Regions from separate parts of the Mus musculus genome. Here region 1 is linked to region 2. The links are chromatin contacts, found by POLR2A ChIA-PET in ENCODE. All regions are on one chromosome and are shown on one strand. The core of a region is the stretch at or near the end of the contact, and the rest is flanking DNA. Distances in the headings are between cores, read along the strand shown.

Region 1 (4,752 bases), core at 1,232-3,731, 100 kb after region 2:
GGGGTTGCCTACTTTTGTCCTGAGCTCTGAGCCAAGCACCGATTCCACTCTCAGTCATAGGGAAGCCCAGAGACCCATGGCCAGCCTCAGCTACTTTCTCCTGGGCTCTGGACAATGAGAGACCCTTATGTCCTTTCTTATTTTATCTATCTATCTATCTATCTATCTATCTATCTATCTATCTATCTATTTATTTTCGAGACAGGGTTTCTCTGTGTAGCCCTGGATGTCCTGGAACTCACTTTGTAGACCAGGCTGGCCTCAAACTCAGAAATCCGCCTGCCTCTGCCTCCCGAGTGCTGGGATTAAAGGCGTGCGCTACCACGCCTGGCTCCCTTTTTTATTTTTTGAAATGAATCCTTTCACAACTTCATACGTATATAATGTCCCTTGATCATATTCCCCCACCATCTTCCCTCATTCCCTCCTCTCAAATCCTTTCTTCTTCTTAACAAGACCCCTCACACTTTGATATCATGGTCTGTCTGTGTGTGTGTCCCACTGCATTTAATCAGAACTGAACATGAACGTCAGTTGGAGGCAAAGCTTCACTGCTAAGGACTATGACCCTCTTCCCCCAGAAACTATTAGCTGCCTATCACTGCCTAGGCAGAGGCTGGGCCTCATGGGCCTCCCTAGCACCCACCAGCTCTTATCTTCTTTGCAAGTTGCCTCAGTTGACCAGGGCCCTGGGTTGAGTCTTATTCGTTTTGCTGTGCGGAGCAGTGCTGGTTTCACTTTCTGTAGGTGGTTACTCCTGTACCTAGCTATGCATTTGTTCCAGGAACCCCCAAGGCCCCATCCTAGCATGGTTCCTCCCTGCAATATGGCATTTGCACTATCCCTCATCAAATAAAGATTCCTGTATGCTTATTATCCACTGAGTGCCTATACTTCAGACCAATGCTAGGCCTTGGGATGGCTCAGTTTTATTCCCAAACATCGCAGTAATTCATGGTAAGCAGTCACTACAGCCAGACATGTAAGGTAAAAACATTTAAGATTTGGGGGCAGGGGCAGAGGAAACAGGTGCCTGGGCTAAGTCTGAAGGGTTCATAGCAATCAATCAATACATAATCAATAGAGGTTAGCCCTCTTCATGTAGCCCAGGGCCTGGAAGAAAGGGAGCATGGATGGACACCCTGAGGACTAGGCAAGACAAGAAGTAATTAAAATATGAGACATCAGAGGGTCTTTGACCAGGTCTGTCCCCAAAAGGGTAGCTAAGGTCCATGGAACTCTGGGCCCACTAAAAATACCTTACTATGAATGAGCCACAACTTTGGGTGAGATGGGTGTGGTAGAGTACACCTTTAGTCCCAGCACTTGGGGGGCAGAGGCAGGCAGATTTCTGAGTTCGAGGCCAGTCTGGTCTACAGAGTTAGTTCCAGGACAGCCAGGGCTACACAGAGAAATGCTGTCACAAAAAACCTGTCTCAAGACAAACAATCAAACAAAAACAATTTTGAATGAGCAACTCCTAGAAAGGTGGAACCAGGGAAGTTGGGCAGGGAAGTTGCTTCCACAACTTGAGACACGTGCCCTATTGCCAGAGGCTTTCCCAGATGAGCTGGAGTGAAGTTCTGAGTTAAAGGGTCTGTCTGCAGGCATTCAGAAGGGTCTCTCTGTGTTTAGAAAGTGCAGGCAGCAGTTAACAGGTGGGCTGTTCTCAGTGGCTACATTTGTCTCAGTGACACCCAGGAGTTTGGGAATGTAAGCATGTGTAGGCATAGAGAACAGGCAAATGAATTGGCGGAGGGGGGGGGCATCCTAAGGATCTCCCTGGTCTCCAGGGGGTGCTCCTGCCAGCCCTGAGACGGGCTTCTGGGTTAAGACTGCAGCAGGCTAAGGCCTAGATAGAAGGGCCGAGTGGTCCCACTGCAGAGCTAGGCCAGGGCTGTGAGGGCCAGATTGACAGCTAGAGATGTCCCTTAAAAGGGCCAGATAGCCGGGCGTGGTGGTGCACGCCTTTAATCCCAGCATTCCGGAGGCAGAGGCAGATGGATCTCTGAGTTCAAGGCCAGCCTGGTCTACAGAGTGAGTTCCAGGACAGCCAGGGCTACACAGAGAAACCCTGTCTCCTAAAAAAAAAAAAAAAAAGGGCCAGAGCAGGGTCCCAGGACCAGAGCACCAATGGAGTTGGTCACCGGATGGGCATCTGGGGACAGAAGACAACTTGGCTTTGTCCTATAGTTGGCAGGACAAGACAGACTGTCCCAAAGGACCAAAGGTAGAGTTGGCAGTTGTTGGGACAGAGGCCTCAGTGAAGGAGAGCGCCCAACTGTCTGGAGCCTATAATCCTCTTGGGGCGTTCTTAATGCAAGAGAAGGGAGCCCCAGAGTCAATCGGCGCCTGGCCCCAGGGGACCCTCAGTGTAAAGGACCGAAGTGAGCAGGAGGGGCTAGACATTCTATCCTTACTTGTGAGGCTACTTGGGGTACAAGATCCGTGAAGGGCCCCAAGCTCCGCCCCTCAGAGAAGTGCCTGGGAAGGCGGAGCGCACATGAACCAGAGAAAAGGCTCTACCGAGGCAGGAGGGATGGTGGACGTGGAGACAGGGGGATCGTGGGCAGCAGCGGTAAGAACTCTGGCTGGTTCTACCCGTTTCTCGTTAAGTCTCCCAAGGGCCGGATGGTGTGGGCGCCCGCCCCTAGTGCAGGAGAAATCAAACTGGGACTGGTGGCTGCGGAGCCAATCCCGGAACAGATGGGCCAGTTTCGACCAATAGCCGCTGAGAATATTAATGAAAGCTGACGCGGCGGCGACCAGCTCTTCATTCAAAAACAGCAGCTATTGTCGCCGTGGGGAGCGCGCGCCGCCTTGCAGGTTCTGCCATCTGGTCTTGCGGGGACCGACGCGGGTGGAAGCTGGGCGCCCATGGCCGTGGCAGCGATGGCCGAGCGTGGCCGCCTATCGCACGCTGCGCCCGCTCCTAGTACAGAGGGGCTACCGCGAGCCTTTCTCCAGAGCCTGCGCACCCTCTTCGACATCCTGGACGACCGGCAACGCGGCTACGTGCACCTGCGGGAGATCGAGTCCCGCTGGCAAGGTGCAGACGCACGCGAGCTGCCGTGCGGCGTGCTCGAGGGCCTGCGCCAGGTGGCCCCGGCCAATGGCTACCTGACCTTCGAGCGTTTCGTAGCGGGCTTGCGCACCTCGCTGCTGAAAGCCGACGGCGGCCAGCGGGATCAGGCACGCGTCGCGGCCCGGCCTGGGGACCAGTCGTCCCTGCAGCAGCGCCTGATGTTCGCACCGGCCGATGAGCCGCGGACTGTCCTGGAGAGAAAGCCTCTGCCTCTGAGTGCGTGCCCTGCTTCTGGTGGCCCCAGTGGCACCTCCCGGAACCCTGAGCTGTTATGTGTCCCGGTGGAGGCGGCGTCCTGCCCCACAGAGACCGAGCGGCCCCTGAGCAAGGCGCTGGAGCAAATCCCCAGCGCGGATTTGGGTGAGTTTGGGTCCCTAGTCACACCTCGTAATTCCAGGGACTTGTGCTAGAAACTGGAGACCCACAGGGTCTTGTCAGAGGGGTGGAGATGGGGACGACTGTGAGCAGCCTCTTAAGGAAGGTTGGGGCCACCTGGGTGGAAAGGGGCTTTGGCCTGTGCCTAAGTGCTGAGGTAAGGGCAGAGGCCCGATACCAGGGCCAAGGGCTGATAAGTGACTGATAACTCAGGAGACGCCCAGTCTGTCTCAAACCTGAGCTAGGCATTGGAGCGTCTGTGGCCGTGAGAGAAGGCATCAGCCTGCTGTACCTGCTCTAGACCTGGGGACATCTGGGTCTTCATCTTCATTTCTGCGTGGCTGCTTGTGAACGTTTCTTCTTAAAAGTGCTCATGCTCTCATGCCCTAACCTGTCCTGAAGGCTCTTCTCAGTGTGACACCCTGCAGAGACAACCCGGCCTGCTTCTCCACCCAGGAGGCAGAGGAGGCAGCACAGGAGCACCTAGCACAAGTGCTGAAGAAGGTTGGGTGTATGTATGATGGTGTGTGTGTGTGTGTGTGTGTGTGTGTGTGTGTGTGTGTGTGTCCCACAGCACCTGCTGTGCTGTGCTGCTGCAGATACACTGCCAGACACAGACCAAAGTCTCTGGGGAATCCAGCAGGCTTCTCTCCCTCCTTCCGGTCTAGTTGGCTGGGACAGGAGACTGTTGAATAGCCCCCTGTCTGCCTTGAGAACAGGACCTGCATTATGCCTGAGCCTGGAGGCAGGTTCTCAGGAATCTAAGCCCCTCTTCCAACCCTGTTCCCCATTTATCCTGTGCACTGCCCTGTCAGGGCTGCCCACTCATGGCAGCTGCCAGTTCATTTTAGTACACAGAGGGACAGAGACAGAGAGAGACTGGGCTCTACTTGCGGTTCAAGCCTTGACTCCCTGTTCTTGTGGAAGGGGAAGCTTCTAGGCATAGCTGGTTATCTTGGTGGCTGTGAGTGTGAAGTCAGCCCTGGCATGGGACTGTATATAATGGACAGGGTCCGGGTTTGTCTGTGGTACAGATCTGTTTTACCTTGTGTGGCCCTGAGTCAGTTACCCCTCTGAAAGCCATGTGCTCAGGGCCCATGACTGGGCAATATTTAGCCATTGCTCTGTAAACCTAAAGCCAGGCTCTAGCTCTAACTTTTTTATAGGTCAGCCAAGGTCCAGATAAGGATGTTGGTATACTTGCTGAACCACTTTAGCTCCCTATGAGCACATATGACCTCAAATGCCCAGTTCTACGGTATATGCCTCTTTTCTGTGCAAACGTTCCAGGT
Region 2 (4,544 bases), core at 309-2,808:
AGAAAAGTGGTTTGTGTTCTGGACTTGGGGAAAACACCAGCACCTTTGCAAAGAGAGTTAAGGGCTAGGGCTGACCTGTGTGAGGTGAGTACTTTCAGCATTTTGTGTTTTGAAGATAAGAAAGGGAAAAACTGCAGGTCTTCTTACCAACAGGATATATGGTAGCTAGCAGACACAGATCTTGCAAAACAACCTTTATTGAAACACCAGAGGCCATGGGGATGGGCCCTAAGGTTTTGGTTCTGGAGTCAAGATTCTTTCTTCAACATGTCTGGCCTGGGGCCCTAGTGGCTGGGGAGACAAAGTGAGGGGCTCCCACAGTACTCAGACCAGGACCAGGACATTCCTGGTAGCCCAAAGGGATTCAGGAGCTTCAGAGAGAGGCCCCTCATGGAGCTGCTCAGGGTCCCCACAGCACATGTGAGTACGGAGCTGGGAACACCTCTTCCATTGGACTGTCCTAGGGCTTTTCTTGTCTAGGCAGGTGGAGGTCAGAAATTGCCCCTCTGGGCACCAGAGATAAAAGACATCTGAGGCCACGAAGAACAAAGATGCTTTAGGACAGACATGTTGAGGACTAAGCAGCCATAGGCCACGGCTGAAACAGGCACTCGTCAGCTGTCCTTGCCTCCACTACTCTTCTGGTCTGAAGCTGTGGCTTTAGTCAGGTTCCCAGCTTCTCTTTTGAGTACACTAAGCAGAGTCTGAGAGCTCTCCAGGATCTGGGGCCAGAGAAATAAAAGGATGTTATTTCTCTGGTAGGAAGGTCCCATTGCCTCAGGCTCTAATAATGGAGGATGGAAATCTCAATTTGGTCATCTGTGCTGTAGCCAACTGGTTATGGAGTAAAACCATCCTCCCTTCTGCACCTGTCCCAGAGCTCTTCCACCCTGCAAAGCCAGGCTGGGTTAATTCAGGCCCACACCGTGTACTCTGTCCAATACACCAATGCTCACTTTTGGAACCCACAGACAGCCCACTGTTCCACCTACAGCCTCTGAACCACAATGGGCCCTACCTAGCCTCAGATGGTAGTAAGGCACTCACAACAGACATCTGAGAGCCCCACCTTGAGGTAGGCGGCCTCGGTTTCTGCGATGGTCCGGTCAAACTCGTTGCGAGAGGCGATCTTGCGCGCCAGGTTCTCGTTGACGCGGGCCAACTTCTCCGTGAGCTGCCTCACCTCATTCTGTAGCCGCTGCTTTTCGTCCTCCTCTTGCTGGATCTGCCGGCACAGCTCCTCTCGCTTCTGACACAACTCCTCGATGCCTAGGGTGGGTGGGAAGACAGAGCTGTGGGTGGGGACTCGTGAGCTTCCGACCCCAACCAGCAATGACAGAGGGGCAGGCCGCAGAGCGGGGCTCGTGAGGCATGTCCACGCAGCCTCCCGAGTGGGTCGGCCGGCCCCGGCCCGCGGCCTTCAGTGCCCGACGCTCACACTTGACCAACTCGTTGTTGTAGTTCTGCAGCGCCGCGCCCTGTTGGGTCATGGTCTGCACCGCGTCCGGAAGCCTCAACCGCCGCCTGCACAGCTAAGTCCGCACCTGCGCACTGCCCACAAAGCGCGCGGGCTGGTGAACGTCACGGCTGCGCCACAGGTCCGCGCTTGCGTCATCACCGTGCGCTCTACTGGGCGGGTCTGTTTTGTGGACAGTGATGGAGGCCGAGGGTGTGGCGGTGGCGGCGGCGGCGGCGGCGGCGGCGGCGGCGGCGACAATTATTGCCTCCGATGACTGCGACTCTAGGCCTGGACAGGAGCTCTTGGTTGCCTGGAATACTGTGAGCACCGGTCTGGTGCCGCCGGCCGCGCTGGGGCTGGTGAGGCCGGGGAAAGGTTGTCGGGCCTGTGCAGATTTCCCGCGACTTTGCATACTTTAGGGGGTCCACCCTTGGGGCCTCACAGCTCCGTGGCCTGCCTGTAGTGGGCTTGCCTCCTTCCTCAGCTACCTGATTTGTTTGGTTCCCTGGCAGCTCTTCGGTTGCTGGGTTTTTCCATGCCCCTCCTCTCCCTTTACCCCTATTCCGCCCCTCTGCTCACGGTTTTCCGTGCTCCAGGCGTCTTCCCGGACCAGCGGTGCAGTCCCACCAAAGGAGGAAGAGCTTCGTGCAGCGGTGGAGGTTCTGAGGGGACACGGTCTGCACTCTGTCCTGGAGGAGTGGTTCGTGGAAGTGCTGCAGAACGACCTTCAAGGCAATATTGCCACGGAGTTCTGGAATGCCATCGCTCTGCGAGAAAACTCTGTCGATGAGCCCCAGTGCCTTGGGCTGCTCCTGGATGCGTTCGGTCTGCTGGAAAGCCGCTTGGATCCCTATCTGCATAGCCTAGAACTCCTAGAGAAATGGACTCGTCTGGGCTTGCTGATGGGCGCTGGAGCTCAGGGGCTTCGGGAGAAAGTTCACACTATGTTGCGGGGAGTCCTGTTTTTTTCCACCCCTAGGACATTCCAGGAGATGGTCCAGCGCCTCTATGGTCGTTTCTTGAGAGTCTATATGCAGAGCAAGAGAAAAGGAGAAGGGGGCACAGACCCGGAACTAGAGGGTGAGCTAGATAGCCGGTATGCCCGCCGCAGGTACTACCGACTTTTGCAGAGTCCTCTGTGCGCAGGATGTGGCAGTGACAAGCAGCAGTGCTGGTGCCGGCAGGCACTGGAGCAGTTCAACCAGCTGAGCCAGGTCCTGTGAGTACTGCTTCCTAACCATGCTGCGGTTTCTCTGCAAGCTTCATTAGTCCTGAATTCAAAAGACCTCTCAATAGAGCTTATAGACTAACTGGCGATGTCTTTTTTGCCCATACTTGTAACCAGGGATTATTGTTCATCACGTTTATACTGTCCTGGACATAGGCATAGGGTGTGTGTGCAGTATCTTTATGGGGAGAGCCCTCCTAGGTAAGGGACAGATGTGTGTTGTGGGTTCTCCATGAGCGGGGATCTTTTCTAGGCATAGGCTCAGTCTGCTGGAGCGGGTTTGTGCTGAGGCCGTGACAACCACCCTGCATCAGGTGACCCGGGAAAGGATGGAAGACCGCTGCCGAGGAGAGTATGAGCGCTCTTTTTTGCGTGAGTTTCACAAGGTGAGAATCACCTCTCTGGTCTGTTTCTTGTTAAAGGCAAAAGTGGAGTTGTGGTAGACCTGATACCAAACAGTAGGCAAGTTGACCAGGAGTGGTGATGGTTGAGGTTATCCTGGTGCTGTCTATAGAAGCCAGTCCTGGATCCTGATGACAAGAACAAATCTCGTATGTACTAAATAGGTCGTGCATTTAAAATAAAAATTTTAAATCCTGGACCAGAGGTAGCTACAACGAGTTTCCTCAGGTAGGTGTGGCAAGACAGGCCTACGAGACCCTTTTCTTTCCACTGCCTACAAGTTTCCATTGCCTACAGTTCCCTTCAGGATTAACCTGTAACCAGTGTACACTCTAGCATGGAGCTAGGGTGTCCCAGTGAATGCTTCTGGTTGCCCATACTGTTGAGGTATGGTTTGTATTGTGAAGAAGCTAGGTTCAGCCCCATGAAGCCATAGACCTTGTTTCTGCTTCACTCCGTACTTCCCATTCTTCAAGAGTCTATCTGCTGTGGATGCATATTAGCCATGATGGGGAGTGATTAAAGTGGGTGTCCCAGCAGTCTTGGCCTAGAGTCGTAAACTTGGAAACTCCTGGGCAGTAGAGTGTAGACTTGATACTTCTGGCCTCTACACACAGGTTGGGGCACCTCTAGGGTCCTGCCAAAGGTGTGTGGTTACTGAGTCAGAAGGGAGCTTTTAAATGTTATTACACCTCACACACTAATGATCTTTCACAGTGGATAGAGAGAGTGGTTGGTTGGCTTGGCAAAGTGTTCCTTCAGGACAACCCCACCAGACCAACTTCTCCAGAAGCTGGGAACACACTGCGTCGTTGGCGCTGCCACGTACAGAGATTCTTCTACCGTATCTATGCCACCCTACGCATCGAGGAGCTTTTCAGCATCATCCGAGGTTGGTCCTGCCTCTTAATTTTCAGGAGCTACCTTTCCCAGTGATTGCCTTTGCTTTCCCTTCTGCTGTTGGCAGGGTGGTGAGCATGGTAGACTCCCTCTGACATGGCTCAGAGTCTAGGTCAGCATTGAGCAGGTGCTTCTAAGTATCCACCTCCCCCTTCTTCTCCCTCTAGCTCTGGTCCCACTTGCTCTGGCCCATAGGCATTATTTGTTTCTAGTTATGGATGGTTGTGAACCACCATGTGGTTGCTGGGATTTGAACTCATGACTCCTGGAAGAGCGCTCAGTGCTCTTACTGCTGAGCCATGTCACCAGCCCCTAGGTATCCACTCTTGTTTCTTTCATCTTGGTTCCTACTTAGGACTGGCCCCATGTCATGTGTGGTTATTATAATCAAGTGTCAATATATAGAAGAATGTAGGGTAGAGCTGGAGAGATGGCTCATCAGCTAAGATGGCTTGTTGCTCTTACAGAGTACTCGGGTTGTTTTGAGCACTTATGTAGCAGCTCACAGCCATCTGTAACTCCATTTCCAGGGGATCAAACACTATCTTCTGCCCT

Evidence for each region. ChIA-PET counts read pairs that join two places held with the same protein, here RNA polymerase II (POLR2A).
Region 1: POLR2A ChIA-PET joins it to region 2 with 17 read pairs in embryonic stem cell. The contact joins the promoter of Sapcd2 here to the promoter of Ssna1 in region 2. POLR2A ChIA-PET finds 5 or more read pairs at or near these places in 3 of 5 experiments (Patski and embryonic stem cell).

What each region holds. Positions count from the first base shown.
Region 1 is chr2:25,369,554-25,374,305 of GRCm38, forward strand. It overlaps Sapcd2 (suppressor APC domain containing 2), which reads left to right and starts at 2,482. Exons shown (of 7, transcript NM_001081085.2): 1 at 2,482-3,445; 2 at 3,863-3,964. The coding sequence starts at 2,878.
Region 2 is chr2:25,270,860-25,275,403 of GRCm38, forward strand. Ssna1 (SS nuclear autoantigen 1) reads right to left here and starts at 1,559. Exons shown (of 3, transcript NM_023464.2): 1 at 1,439-1,559; 2 at 1,070-1,269; 3 at 180-722. The coding sequence starts at 1,490. The coding sequence ends at 615. It overlaps Anapc2 (anaphase promoting complex subunit 2), which reads left to right and starts at 1,607. Exons shown (of 13, transcript NM_175300.4): 1 at 1,607-1,818; 2 at 2,056-2,678; 3 at 2,941-3,073; 4 at 3,807-3,981. The coding sequence starts at 1,657.